Linked DNA regions of Homo sapiens: region 2 is linked to region 1. A link is a loop called in an ENCODE intact Hi-C map of the cell type or tissue named here. Cell type or tissue: heart left ventricle. All regions are shown on one strand.

What was found. Hi-C counts contacts between places; a loop is a spot of excess contacts. Peaks named below come from ENCODE experiments on the same cell type or tissue, not always from the same donor. Only the 100,000 strongest peaks of a DNase experiment are listed, where the experiment ranks them.
Region 2: it touches region 1 in a loop (2.3-fold over the local background); 29 of 110 quality-filtered maps call a loop at or near these places.

The regions. Positions count from the first base shown.
Region 1 is chr2:37,886,283-37,894,282 of GRCh38, forward strand. No RefSeq gene overlaps it. Among named protein-coding and RNA genes, the nearest start is that of PIRAT1, 14 kb to the left of the region's middle. In heart left ventricle, a CTCF peak has its summit at 4,839 (motif pointing left); DNase peaks (open chromatin) are centred at 3,169 and 4,819.
Region 2 is chr2:37,170,871-37,178,870 of GRCh38, forward strand. It overlaps SULT6B1 (sulfotransferase family 6B member 1), which reads right to left. Exons shown (of 7, transcript NM_001367551.1): 5 at 4,262-4,356; 6 at 564-720. Among named protein-coding and RNA genes, the nearest start is that of SULT6B1, 14 kb to the right of the region's middle. In heart left ventricle, no CTCF peak of the experiment used is centred here; no DNase peak of the experiment used is centred here.

The DNA.
Region 1 (8,000 bases):
TAGGAAGTGGGGGAGGGAAGAGAGGAGAAAGGAGAGCACAGGAGGTGGCAGAATGTGGAATACGATGTCATATAACTCCCTGGGACTTCTCTGTGACATCACTAGCTTTGTGAGATGATTAAGAGAAAGACCAGTTACAGAAATTTCCGAGGAGTCGAAGTTTCCAGATTGAAGGCAGATGAAACAATATTCATGAATGCAGGAGTCCAGTAGAGTCCCAATAGAAAGTTTTCCAAATCCCCAAATGGCAGGGGAGGTCTCAGCTGGCATCTAGGTTCCACAGTTAATCACTTTAAGTCAGTTTTCATATCTAAATAAATATAACTTGCTTGCTTTACTCATTTTCAAATTTTGGGAGGAGACTGTACCAAGTACCTTTTTGGTCCTCCTCAACTCAAGACATCCTAATTCCTTTGATGCTCTAAATTACAGGTTCCCAAAGTCTGGTCTTTGAAAGCTCTCCAAGTGGTCTGTGGGTTGCTCAAATGCAATGGGAAGGTTTTGTTAGAAGAGGATTTTCTACTAGAGATTTGAATTCTCCATAAAAGGGTACAGAAATAGATATTTGAAAATTATAACCACAAAGATGGTCACATGCTAGGCAGACACTTCAAATGGTGTGGGGTGTGTGTGTTCTGTGGTTGCAAGCAGAAGCTTTGAGGTAGGCGGTCCAAGAGATTCCTTCAGCATGGTTCACAGTCTGAAGTCTCATTTAGGATGAAGTTAAGCCAAACTCTTACAGGGCCATTAAGAAATCAAAGCATGCCGGGCCCGGTGGCTCACACCTGTAATCCCAGCACTGTGGGAGGCCGAGGCAGGTGGATCACTTGCGGTCAGGAGTTCAAGATCAGCCTGGTCAACATGGTGAAACCCCATCTCTATTAAAAATACAAAAATTAGCAGGGTATGGTGGCATGTGCCTGTAATCCCAGCTGCTTGGGAGGCTGAGGCAGGAGAATCGCTGGAACCCAGGAGGCAGAGGATGCAGTGAGCCAAGATTGTACCACTGCACACCAGCCTGGGTGACAGAACGAGACTCTGCATCTCAAAAACAAACAACAACAACACAACAACAACAACAACAAAAAGAAATCAAACCACTTTGTTTGAGAGTCTTTAAAACAGGTATTTATAACTGACACCTCAACTGGGAAAACATCTTGACCCTAAACCTTTGCAATTTCGTTTCTGACCACAGTGGAGGGATGTCTTGGCCACATCACCCTCATATCCAATTTTATATCTAGTAATATAAACAACTACTCAGCTTTGAAGTTTAATGCCGAGTCATATTTTAGGGGATGGTTTGGAAAGAGACTGGCTAGGAAATCCTTCCTCAGAAGGGGTTTTTGTTTGTTTGTTTGTGTTGTTGTTTTGGTTTTGCGTTGTTTTTTTTTTTTAGACAGGATCTTGCTCTGTCACCCACGCTGGAGTGAAGTGGCATGATATTGGTTCATTGCAGCCTCGACCTCCCAGGCTTAAGCAATCCTCCTACCTCAGCCTCCCGAGTAGCTGGGACTACAGATGTGTGCCACCATGCTCAGCTAATTTTTGTATTTTTTAAAGAGATGGGGTTTTGCCATGTTGCCAGGCTCATCTTGAACTCCTGGACTCAAGCGAACCACCCACCTCAACCTCCCAAAATGCTGAGATTGCAGGTATGAGCCACTGTGCCCAGCCAGAAATGGTCTTTTGAAAACCTTCATTAATCTTTACTGTAGCACCTATTTTCCAATTTTAATATAAACAATGCTGCTCCATCCATTGGTTCAAAACTATGGCAAGAATAGAGATCATTCAGATGTCAATAATTTGGAAGTGGTATAATTGCATGTAATCCCCCCAAATCATAATCAAACAGACATAGAAACTAGAATGATGAAAGAACATTGAGGTCACTTTCAACAAAACTGGGTGAAAAGGAATTCTCACAACTCCAGAATATGGGTGGGTGAACCAAAACATGAGACAGCAGCAGGAGCTGAGAGAGCAAAGAAAGTCCAGAAATATTGTATGAACCACAGCATCTCTAAATTGCCAACGAAACCTGCCCTTCAAAAGAGGAGACTATACATTGTGTGAGAATCTATGTGAGCAAACTGAAAAACATTCCGGGAGAAAAGCTCCCATGTGATGGGGGAAGATGGCGGGACTGTGCTGTTGTCAACTTGGTCTGACAATGTGCTAGGCTGGAGAACAGCCCCAAACACACCCACATTCAAATCCCTGGAACCTGGAACTATGTTACCTTCCACGGCAACAGGGATTTAGCAGATGTGATTAAGTTAAGGATTTTGAGATGATGAGATATCCTGGATTATCCAGATGGGCTTGATATCATCACAAGGGTCCTTATGGTAGAGAACCAGGAGGATCAGAATCAGAAAGTGGATGTGACCACAGAAACAGAAGCCAATGCACTTTGCAGGTGGAGGAAGGGGGCTTGAACCAAGAATGTAGTCAGTCTCTACAAGATGGAAAAAGCAAGGAAATAGATTCTCCCCTAGAGTCTCCAGATGGAGGCCAACCCTGCCAATACCTTGATTTTGGCCCAATGAAGCTCATTTTGGACTTCTGATTTCCAGAACTGTAAAAGCTAATACATTTGCTTTTTTTTTTTTTTTTTTTTTTGAAACAGAGTCTCACACTGCCTCTCCTGGGCTGGAGTGCCATGGTGTGTTCTTGGCTCCCTGCAACCTCCGCCTCCCGGGTTCACACGATTCTCCTGCCTCAGCCTCCGAAGTAGCTGGGATTATAGGCGCACACCACCACACCTGGCTAATTTTTTTTTTTTTGTATTTTTGTATTTTTAGAAGAGACAGGGTTTCACTATGTTGGCCAGACTGGTCTCGAACTTCTGACCTCGTGATCCGCCCGCCTCAGCCTCCCAAAGTGATACATTTGCATTTTTAAGCCACTAAGTCTGTGTTTTGTTACAGCAATAATAGAAAACTTATACAGATGGAAACTATATCGCCCAGAACCCTCTTTCCTGTATGTTCTGTTAGAGTTGGCCAGAAGAATTTAGATGAGATTGGGGAAGTGAGAGTGAAGCAGGAGCCATTCCTCTCTGGAGCGCTTTGTGATGAGATAAGATGCCCCACAGGGTCCAGGCCGACTTCACTGTCCGCCTCTGTGCCTCGCTCTGCTTCCAGACTGCTGGTCCTGCTGACCCACAGCACCCCAGGCCTCCCTGCAGGTGCTTGGCTGTGAACCCACAGAGACCATGGCCACACCAAGGCAACAGCTTTCCTTAGACCTCTGGGCAAACTCCCTTCACAGAGCCACATCAGCACTTAACATTTGGCTTCCCAGATTCAATTGCATTCTCCAACCTGTGCTCCCACAGAGGATTAGCTAGATGATATCAGTGTTTCTCAAAGTGATTATATCAATTTATTTTGCAATGACTGAGAGTTTTCTATTATTCCATAGCCTCAACAATACTTGATATTGACTAATTCTTAATTTTGACCAATCTGTAAGTTATGTGTTGATATCTCCTTGTGGCTTTAATTTGCATTTCCCTGATAACCAGTGAAGTTGGGCATCTTTTAATACTTTTAGTGACCTTCTGGATTTTCTTGTTTGTGAAGTGCTTGCAACTTTGGCCCATTTTCCTTCTGGGCTATCTGTCTTTTAAAAAATTGGTTTATAGTTCTTTATATACTCTGGATATTAGTCCTTTATCAATTATACATATTACAAAGATCTTATCCCAGTGTGTGGCTTGCCTTTTCACTCTCTTTAAAAAGTCCCAGCCAGGTGCAGTGGCTCATGCCTATAATTCCAGCATTTTGGGAGGCTCAGACTGGAGGATCACTTGAGTCCAGGAGTTCAAGACCAGCCTAGGCAACATAGGGAAACCCCATCTCTACAAAAAAAAAAAAAAAAAAAGCAAAAATTAGCCGGGTGTGGTGGCACATGTCTGTAGTCCCAGCTATGCGGGAAGCTGAGGTGACAGGATTGATTGAGCCTGGGAGGTGGAGGCTGCAGTGAGCTATGATCATGCCACTGCACTCCAGCCTGGGCAACAAAGTGAGACCTTGTCTCAAAAACAAACAAATAAACAAACAAAATCTCCCTAATATTGATGTGATCAAATGCTTACCATGCATACACAAAACCCCAGCAATTCTACTCCTACGTATATACCCTAGAAAATCTCTTGAAAAATTCTCCAGGTGCAAGACTGTCCATAGCAACATTGTCCCTAACAGGAAAAAAGAAACAAACAAAAAACCGAAAAACCTAAATGTCCATCAATATAAGAGATAAGAGTACGTAAGTTGTTCATACAAGGCACTTATCTTCACACACGTGAATCCACATGGGAGAGTCTCAAGGTTACCTATGGGGAGAGGAAGGGATATGAGATGGGAGGGGTGCACAGGGATGCTGGTGACATTCTGTTTTTTAACCTAAGAGGTGTTTGCACAGCTATTCACAGTGTTTATTCTTCTTTGAAATGTGCATATATTTTATATATGCACTGTCATATTATCTATGTTCCCAATAAAACATTTTAACAGATATTATTCTCCTAATAATCCTATTTGTCATCTTGGTTTAAGGAAGTGCAATGGAAGATTCTGCATACTTGGGGGGAGCAGTTCCCATATCACATGGGCTGTGTGTTAAAAATTCAGACTGCCAGCCCCTACCCAGGCTACAGAATCAGAATGTCCAGGGTGGGGCTGAGGCAGCAGTGTCCAGGGGCACTCAGGGGTGCTGTGGTCATTTTTTCCCAGGTCATTTTCTATCTGAACCTATTGGTCCATCCCAGAGCACCCAGCCCTCTGCAGATCCGCCAGCGTCGGTGGCTTCCTACTGCCCTCTTGTGGCCGGTTTTTCTACCCAAACTGGGCAGAGTCTGACAGCCAAGCGCCAGGGAGTAGACAGAATGTGTTCTGGGATCAGGGGTCTGTCTGGATTTTGTGGTGGCTCCGAGGACCTGCATAGTTGAGCTAGATGCCAAAACATGACACCTAGAACCCACTAGCTTGTCTGTTATTTTTGTTGAAGTCCTATGGATCCATAGACCCCTCCTGGCTGCTCCAAACCCTCGTGTGCTTGGTCCCCACCACCCACAGGGATCCCCTTTCTCTGGGTTCGCCTTCCCACCCACACCTGTCATGCACACACACCTTCCCTACATTATCTGGTCTTCATTTCTGCCTAAACAAATATGTATGGTCTAACCAGATCTCTGGTCCTGGTCTCTGCTGGACGATCTTATTCTGTCCTTCGATTCCACAACACCAGGGCTGTTGTGAGACAGATGAACGCTTAAGACCAGGACCCAGTTGGACACACTCAGTACCTACTGCTTTCTCACCCCCATTCTCCTTTCTATTCCATTTCGCTTTCTCTTCCTCGATCTGTCAGGGTTTCTAATCCTGACAATGAGCTTGAAATGGTCAGGTTTACTCAGAGAAAAAAAAACAAAACAGGCAATTGGTATCACTCAAAGAAGAGCCTAGACCAGGTCTCAGGGGCAGATTCCAAGTATGTAGAGTCCCCACTCACTCGCCTTACCTCTGTCCGCAGCTCAGACGCCGTGTGAATCCTAAATTTAGACCCTGCTATAACATGTGGCTACTGACCTCCAGAAAGGCTCCTCCCCAGAAAGTCATAACCCACCCAAGGGAAGGCAGTGCAGTATAATGATTAAAAATATGAATTTGGAATGATAATTTCATTGGAATCTCTGTTTGCTTATATGTTGGGTGGGCTTGGGCCACTTATTTTTACATCTCTAAACCTCAACTCCCTCATCTGTAAAATGGGCTAATGATATTTAACTCACAGATTGTTGTGATTATCAAATGAGACACTGCATTTTTAAAATGCTTATCACATTTCATAACTAGGAAGCACTTAACAGACACCGTCATTATTCGTTATGAAGTCCAGACTTTGTAGGACTCAAAGGACTCTATCTCAGGGGTGGAATCATCTGGAGCCCTGGCACCATCGGTTGCCCAAGGCTCCTTTCTGAACAGCCAGGTCCCTGGGAATTCTCTAGGGAATGAAGTTGGACTTCATTCAAACTTCATTCTTCTTCTTCGAACTCCACCATGATTCTGGCCTAGAGGCTCTGACCTCCCGCCCAGAGATCACACTGCCTCTCCTCAGTCTCATCCTGTCAATCAAGTCGACTACGGGACCTGCTCAGTCAGGAGCGTGCACTCCACTTTCTCTTCTATTCTCCTGCTGGCTTCCTCTCCTCCACCACCCCTTTCCTCTCACTTACTTTCAGCTGCCAAGAATAAGATACTGTTTTACCCACATCTATCTACTGTCACTCAGTCGGGGACTGGGGCTTCCTGAATCAGCACAACTTTTTCTAATTAGGTTTGCCATAGTTGCATGCTTCAAATGTAGTGGTTGAATTCCTCAAAGAAACTCTTCAGGAGGAAGGAAGGGTGTGGCAGATTATGCCACCCCAAAATATGCCACTTTGGCGTGTTAAAAAAAAAAAAAAAACCACTTCAGCAGAATTAAATTTAAGGGAGTTTAATTGAGCAATGAACAATTCACAAATTGGGCAGCCAACTCAGAGAGACTCCAGGAGTGCCTTGTGGTCAGAACAAATTTATAGACAAAAAAAAAGTAAAGTGACATATAGAAATAGGAAGTGAGAAACAGCCTGACTAGCTACAGCTTGGCGTTTGCCTTATTTGAACACAAGTTGAACACTCAGCAGTGTATGAGTGGTTGAAGTATGGCTGCTGGGATTGGCCAAGACTCAGTGACTGTTACAGGTGCATACTCCTAGTTAGGTTTTCAGTCTCGTCTACCAGTTAAGCTAGGTTGCAGTTCATCCACAAGGACTCAAATATAGAAGTACAGAGTCCTTCTCAGGCCATATTTAGTTTGCTTTAACAGACGTAAGGATTATTCTGAGCTGATGATAATTAAGAAGTGGACAGAAGAAAAACTCTGCTCTCCTTTTTTCTTCCAGGAAGGGCAGGACAGTTCTTGGTCCCCTGAGACAACCGTAGATCCTATATCCCACACACTAGACCAGAGGAACAAACTTGACCAACCAGCCCTTACCGTCCATGAGTTTCCCATTTATCTTCCCACAACTTGCTACCCCATGAAGTCCAGAGTGCTTTTCCTTTCTCTTGTTAATTCTCTACAAAAGTATTGGGTTTTTTTGTTAAGATGTTATATAAGCCCAAGTTCTAACAATCCCTTTGAGTTACTCATCTCTAGGTACCTCCATGTGTATGTGTGACACATGCTAATAAACTTCTGTTTGTGTTTCTCTGGTGAAGGTGCTTTTTTGTTAGTCTAATATACAGGGCCTCAGTGGGAGAACCTAAGATGGCTAGAGGGACAAGATTTGCTTTCCTCCCCTATAAAAGCAACCCAGGGGTGGGTAGGAGGAAGAGGCAGGTAGTGCTCTGTTAGGAAGTTCTCTGTGCACAAGTTCAGCATCCCTAGAAGGCCTCTACTCCTACCCTCAGTCCTGCTTTGTTTATTCAATGCTTTCTTCCTCCTGTCCTCCCAAGTCAAGTATCTGCGTAAGGCTACCTCCTACTTGAAGTTAGCAACCCCTGGGCTGCTGACATGGCCCATTCCTACAAATGATGGCATTGATTAGAATTCACACTCAAAGCAAATTTTGCCTGATTTATTGGAGAAGTTTCCTTAAATCCTCCTTCTGTTCTATGTCCTCTAGGCCATTGAGCCTGGAGTGTCATTGAGAGTACTGTGAGCAATCTTGCCTTGCAGTTAACCACTTAATAAACTCTTTATTCATAAGTAGATGTTGGGGGAAAAGGATAACTTCACAGTAATCACATAAGGACTGGATTATGGCCCCAGCTCCACACTCATTGGCTACGTGATCTTTGTAAGTCATTTTCCCCTCCCTGGGTTCCTCATCTGCCAAATGCGAAAGCTGGGCTGGATGGGTAAGAGCCCTCTTCCAGCTCCGATGTTTCAACATCAGGTTCGCCCGCACACTAGAAACTCAGATTTGCACT
Region 2 (8,000 bases), 720 kb before region 1:
AGCTTCAGCTGCTATCTTGTTTTCAGAAGGTGATCATCAGAAAGGACTCTCAACCGCAGAAAGGACCCTAAAAGATGGTATGGGGCGGCCGGGCGCGGTGGCTCACGCCTGTAATCCCAGCACTTCGGGAGGCCAAGGCGGGCGGATCACAAGTTCAGGAGATCAAGACCATCCTGGCCAACATGGTAAAACCCTGCCTTTACTAAAAATACAAAAAAATTAACTGGGTGTGGTGGCACGCGCCTGTTAGTCCCAGCTACTCGGGAGGCTGAGGCAGGAGAATCGCTTGAACCCAGGAGGCGGAGGTTGCAGTGAGCTGAGATTGAGCCACTGCACTCCAGCCTGGGCAACAGAGCGAGACTCCGTCTCAAAACAAACAAATAAACCAAAAAAGATGGTATGGGGCTGCCAGTTACAGCTCTGGAGAGCCTGTGTCCAGACCTCTTACTGAGGCGGAGAAAAATAAAACCCTATCTGACTTAAGATGAAGTTATTTGGATTACCTGTTGTGTGCAAAGTCAGTCCCTAACTGATAACAATCCCAGAAACCAATGCGACTTTACCTTTGCGGAAAAGGAATGGGCCGACAGCACCGTGTGTGTCCTGAGACTTCGCACGCATGGCTTGGAAGGTGCTCTGGACTGAGATAGTTTGAATTTGCTCCCCAGTTAGAAAGAATCCCAAGAACTCAGCAATCTGTTTTATTCCAGCAGCCAGATTCTGTAAAAAAATTTTCTTAAAGATAAATTTCTTCCTATGGAAATTGTTCTCTGAGCTGAGACAGACTTTTTAGTCATCAGAGTTATTCAGCCTAACTCCCTAGTTCATCTCATCCCCCACTTTAAACTTAGAGTACTTTCATCTTCTTATGTAAATATTGAGATATCTCTGTAAGATATTCTGTATTGATTATACTTTGTAGTTTCAATTTATGACTCTTGTTGAACTTACCAGATAATAGTTTTTAGCATGTAAATAATGACAGTAACATTAATTCACAGGTTATAATTTTATCTAGGATGATATCATTGCATTAAAAAGTACCAACTTAGACCAGCTGAAGAAATTAATGTATTCCTATGTGCTCATTTGAATTCTCTTTTTTTCTGAATTCTATTTATAGCTAATGTTTAATTCCATTAAGAAAGTCTAATTTTTAGAATCATAAAAACTTGAAGAATTTTTTTTTTTTTTTTAGACAGGGTCTTTCTCTGCTGCCCAGACTAGAGTGGTGCAAGGGCACAATCACGGCTCACTGCAGCCTGGACTTCCTGGGCTCCAGCAATCCTCACACCTCAGCCTTCTGAATAGCTGGGACAACAGGTGTGTGCCACCACATCTGGCTAATTCTTGTATTTTTGTAGAGACAGGGTTTCGCCATGTTGCCCAGGCTGCTCTCAGAGTCTTTAATAGACCAGTGCATAATGTGAATCTCCAAGAGAGCAGGCTATAGAATACAGCAGTTCCTAAATCTATTTGAATAACCTCCTCCCAAACCTCAAGAAATATTTATTAACAGCTGGGGCAACACTTGTATTCTATGGTGCACAAGTTTCAGAAACATTATTCTAAACTAGAATTAATATGTTCTTTCATATTATATACATGCATCCTATAAACAGAAAGGGTCGATTAAATCTCACTTTTTTTTTTTGAGACGGAGTTTCTCTCTTGTTGTCCAGGGTGGAGCACAGTGGCATGATCTCGGCTCACTGCAACCTCCACCTCCAGGGTTCCAGCAATTCTCCTGCCTCAGCCTCCTGAGTAGCTGGGATTAGAGGTGTGTGCCACCACGCCTGGCTAATTTTTGTATTTTTAGTAGAAACAGGGTTTCACCATGTTGGCCAGGCTGGTCTCGAACTCCTGACCTCAAGTGATCCACCCGCCTTGGCCTCCCAAAGTGCTAGGATTACAGGCGTGAGCCGCCGTGCCTGGCCTAAACCATACATTTGCTTGTTTGTTTGTTTGTTTGTTTTTGGTTTTTCGTTTGTTTGTTTTTTGAGATGGAGTCTTGCTCTGTGGCCCACGCTGGAGTGCAATGGCACAATATCAGCTCACTGCAACCTCCACCTCCTGGGTTCAAGTGAGTCTCCTGCCTCAGCCTCCTGAGTAGTTGGGATTACAGGCACGCACCACCACACCCAGCTAATTTTTGTATTTTTAGTAGAGACGGGGTTTCACTGTGTTGGTCAGGCTTGTCTCGAACTCCCGACCTCAGGTGATCCACCTGCCTCGGCCTCTCAAAGTGCTGGGATTACAGGCGTGAGCCACCATGCCTGGCCTAAACCACACTTTCTTTTTATAAGAATGTAATGTAAGACTGGTGTTAGAAACCCAATTAAGTTAAGGAGCACTTGATACTCCCTTCTCTTTAACATGCTTTCTCCACAGGATTCTGCTTTCCTTCCTACCTCAGTAGCCCCCGCTTCCTGGTCTCCTTTGCTGATTCCTCCTTTTTTCCCCAAACTCTTTAAATTGGTGGGCTCCAAGTTCTTGGTCATCTTCTCTATCTATATACCTACGTATATATTTCCATGGCTTTAAAGCACGGCTATGTGTCAGTGATGCCCAAATTTTATCTACGGCCCAGAACTCTCTGTACTTACAAGGCCTGTATGCCCAACTGCCTACTTGACTTCTCAATTAGGACGACTAATAAACATCTCAAATTTAATGTGTCCAAAACCAAACCTCTGATCTCCCCGACAGTTCTTCACCTGCTGCCATCTCCTACTCAATCGGTGGCAACTCAGCCCTCAATATTATTGGCCAGGCCAATAATATTGGAGGCTTACTTGACTTCTCTCCTTGTCTTGCCACTCTCCCCTCCATCCAATTCAGCAGCAAATCCTGTTGGCCTTCCCTTCAACATATATCCAGAATCCAACCTCTTCTCATCCCTGCATGGCCCCTTCTTGGCCTGAGCCACCATCTTCCTTTGCCTGGACTATTGCAGTGCCCTCTTTACAGCCCTCCCAGCATTTGCTTTGCCCCAGTTCATTCTCACACCTAGCCAGAATGATCTTGTTAAAAACACATCTGCTCCAATCACTCCTCTGCTCAAATCCCACGATGGCTTCCCACTTCCCTCAAAGTGAAAGCCAGAGTGAGTGGCATACTCCATCCTACCTCCTTGACTCTTTCCTCATTGGCTGTTCAGCCCTGGTTTATTCCTACTGACCCAGGCACATCTGCTGTCCCTTAATCTCACCAGGACTATCCCAGCTTTTGCTCCAGTTGATTCCCTCTGCCAGAAATGCTCTTCCCCAGTTACCTACTTGGCTCACTCCCCCACTTCCCTCAGATCTTTGCTCAAATCACATCCCCTCAGTAAGGTCTCTCCTAATCTTCCTATTCTTTTTTTTTTTTTTTTTTTTTTTTTGATACAGGATCTCACTCTGTCACCCAGGCTGGAGTGTGGTGGCCTAATCATGGTTCACTGCAGCCTCTACCTCTTAGGCTCAAGTGATCCTCCTGTCTCAGCTTCCTGAGTAGCTGGTACTACAGGTACATGCCTAATTTTTAAAAATGTGCCCAGGGTGGTCTCGAACTCCTGGCCTGAAGTGATCCCCCTGCCTCAGCCTCTCAAAGTGTTGGGATTGTAGGCATGAACCACCACACCAGCCTAAACATCATATTTTACACTGGAATTTGTCCAATCCTTCCCCGTGCCTGGCCCCCCAGCATTTTTAATTTTCCTTCACCAGCTATGCTGTTTCTTTTTTTCTCACATACTATATACATTTTAAAAATTATTGTGTTTATTATGTATCATTCTTTCTTTCCACCTTCTCCAACTGGCATGTAAGTTACTACAGGGCAGCGATCTTTGCCTTGTCTGTTCACTGATGTAACACCAGGGCCTAATTGGTGAGCAATCACTCACTAGATATTTGTTACATCAATAAACAATTTTTAAAAAATGACTGGATAAATTAGTTCACAACCAAGTGTATGTTCAATTAAATCAACTCAGACCTACCTATTTTTTTTTATTACCAATTTGAACTATCCATCATAAAGGGAAAATAAAGCAGTCACTTTTAGTAATAAGTTGCTAAGCGTTATTTTATTTCTGTTAAATAAACAACCTAAGCATGTATGCATGGTTTGAATTTTCTTTTCCAGCACTGTACCATATATCTGGAATATTTTTAAAAATTGAACACCATATTTGTTTATACAAACAGACATTATAAGTAAGTGCTCTACGTTGTAGTTTACAATAAATTTTGCTCTAAAATATCAATAATAATCTCACCTCTTTCAGGTCTTCATATAATATGAACTTAACATTGTCGCCATCAAGATGTTTGTTCCAATTGATTGCAAAATCAAAATACCTTCCCCAAGAAACTAAAAACACAGGGGGGAAGACTTTAAGAAATGTCAAATAACTGAGGTTAAAATGATCATTAATTTATGCTATAAAATATAAACTATACATATGTGTATATGCTCGAGATATCTTTATGTTATTATAAATCCCTGCCACCAAAAAGCTGATATAAATCAGTCCCATTGTCTAAATTTCTATTTATTTTCTTACCTTTTGGAACATTTTTCATAAATAACACAAAATTAAGCAAGTTACAAAAATGATTTATAAAAACTATAAGACATTCATGAATATTTAGGTGGATTAAAAAAATTCAGAAATAGTGAATGACACATGAAATCCGACAGAGACAATGCCAGAAAGAAATGATGAAAAAGACATTTTCTAGACCATCGTTGTTCAATAAAAATGTAATGCTAGCCATATACGTAATTTTAAAAAACAAAAGAAACAAATGAAATTAATTTTAATGTTTTACTCCACTTAACCCAGTTTATCAAAAATATTATTCCATCATATAATCAACAAAAATTTGAGTGAAACATTACATTATTTTAATATGCTAAATCTTCAAAAGCCATGGAGTATGAGACATATACTGAAAATCTCAATTTGGATGCTAAATTTTTATTGAAAATACTTGATGTATATTTAGATTTAATAAAACGTACAGTTTAAAAAGTATATTCACATACGCAACTTATTACACTTACTTAAAAGTTTTCCATTAACTGAATTGTATATCCCTTAAAAATTTTGAATTAATTCCATTTTTTTAAAATGAGAAATTTAGTTCCTTGGCACCAGTCCCATTCAAGTCCCATTTCAAGTGCTCCGTTGTCACATATGGTTAGTGGCCTACCACATTGGACAATGCAGATGCAGACACTGGTCAGCTGTGCTGGTTACTAGCTCTGTGACTTTGAGAAACTCTTAAAACTCCTTGTACCTTAGATTCCTCAACTGTAAAATGGGGCGTTATGAGGTTTAAATGAATTAACACACGTCAAATGCTAAAAACAGTGCCTGCTTCATAGTAACACGCAATAGCTTTTTTTTTTTTTTTTTTTTGAGATGGAGTCTCACTCTGTCACCCCGGCTGGAGTGCAGTGGTGCAATCTCAGCTCACTGCAACCTCTGCCTCCCGGTTTCAAGCAATTCTGTCTCAGTCTCCTGAGTAGCTGGGACTACAGGCACACACCACCATGCCTGGCTAATTTTTGTATTTTTGGTAGAGACGAGGTTTCACCATATTGGTCAGGCTGGTCTTGAACTCCTGACTTCAGGTGATCCGCCCGCCTCGGCCACCCAAAGTGCTGGGATTACAGGTGTGAGCCACCCCGCTCGGCCTCAATAGCCATTACTATTATTAATAATATCATAGTTATTATCATGATCATTGTTATCATGAAGCCCTTGCTTTGAGCCAGGCAGTTTCTATGTGTTTTATTTTCTGTCACAAATACCGTAAGTTGCCTACCCAACATCTAATACATCCTCTTTCTTGTTGCTAACCAAACCCTGATTATTTGGGTCTAAGCTGATCATGACAATTCTGTTTCTTGATATCCTGCCTTCCTCAGAGCTGTAATTGGCCACATGAAATGGTTCTGCCCAGTGAGACACAAACAAGAGTCTGCTGGAAGGTTTCTGGCAAAACTATTGCTGTGTGGAGCTAAGGAACACATTCGGCTACTGCTGATGTGTTCCTCCTTTTTCATGACCTAAAGGTGATGATTGGAAGGATAGTAGCCAATTTCAGGGTGTATTGCAAAAAGTATGAGAGAGAGGCCAAGGGAATATCAGAGGTGCAGGCCAGAGATCCCAGGAACCAGCTACCTACCTTCAGACTTCCTGTTAAATGAGAAAAACAAACCTCTCCAAGGATGGATAGGGAAACAGATATTCCCTAAAATGCATTGTCCCACTGATGACAAGTTTCTCATCATCATTTGCAACAACACGGAGGGAGGACATTATGTTAACCAAAATAAGCTAGACACAAAAAGAAAAATACGAAGCCTGGGCAATATAGTGAGGCCCCATCTCTACAAAAAGAAAAAAAATCAGCTGCGCATGGTGGTAAGTGCCTGTGGTCCCAGCTACTTAGGAGGCTGAGGACCACGTGAGCCCAGAAGGTCAAGGCTGCAGTGAGCCTTGCCGCTACACTCCAGCCTAGGTGACAGAGTGAAATCTTGTCTCAAAAAAAAAAAAAAAAAAAAAAGAAAGAAAGAAAAAAAAGAGAAGAATACAGCATGTTTTCACTTATATGTGGAATCTTTACAAAGTCAGATACATAATAGAGAGTAGGATGGTGGTTACAGGGATGGGGAAGGGCAGAAAATAGGGAGACAGAAGTCAAAAGGTACAAACTTGTTATGAAGTTATGAATTATTCAGTTATGAGCATCTTGAGATCTAATGTACAGCATGAGAATGACAGTTAATGATGACAGTTAATGATTTTATACCATATAATATTCGTTAAAAGAATAGATTTTAGGTGCTCTTACTAAACACAAAACAGGTAATTGTGTGACATGATAGATATGTTAATTTGCTTGATTGTATTAATCATTTCATTGTGTATACGGTGAAACATCATTTTGTTGTACACCTTAAATATATACAACAAAAATAAATACATTTTTTAAAAAGTAGCCCTCTTAGAGTGAACTGACAACAGCTTCTCCTCCAGGGTCATTGGGCTTTAATATCCCATCTATTACACCGTACAGACTCAAAAGAGCCACTAAAAAAAGGAATCAGTTACTGGTCTCTGGCCACTATACTCATGGATGTAGAGTCACTGCCACTTACAAGCAATGGCAAGTGATTTAACTTTTTTTTTGAGACGGAGTTTCTCACTCTTGTTGCCCAGGCTGGAGTGCAATGGTGCCATATCTGCTCACTGCAACCTCTGCCTCCTGGATTCAAACAATTCTCCTGCATCAGCCTCCCAAGTAGCTGAGATTACAGGCATGAGACACCATGCCTGGCTAATTTTGTATTTTTATTTCTTTATTTTTTATTTTATTTTATTTTTTGAGTTGGAGTTTTGCTCTGTCACCCAGGCTGGAGTGCAGTTGATCAATCTCGGCTCACTGCAACTTCCGCCTCCTGTTCATGCAAGTCTTCTGCCTCAGCCTACTAAGTAGCTGGGATTACAGGCATGCAACACCACACCTGGCTAATTTTTGTGTTTTTAGCAGAGACGGGGTTTTGCCATGTTGGCCAGACTGGTCTCAAACTCCTAACCTCGAGTCATCCGCCCGCCTCGGCCTCCCAAAGTGCTGGAACTACAGGCATGAGCTACTGTGCCTGTCTGATTTATATTTTGATTAGTTTCCTCATCTGTACAATGGGGCTAATACCACCTTACTCATAGTTTGTTATAAATCTTAAATTAAAATAATGCATAGACGACCCCTACTTTAGCACCTGGAGCATTAATAGACACTTAGAGTTATCAATAAACCAGAGACAAAATATCAACATGTTTAACAAAAACTTATTTCTGACAAAAACTTATTTTCTTTCTAGCAAACAAATGTCTTAGGTATAGTAGCTCAGTGTCATGGTTTTTTAAAAAATATTTTTTGTTTTTATCAGTGTTACATAGTGACAAGGAAGTTCACTAGAAATGGTTTTCTACATCACTC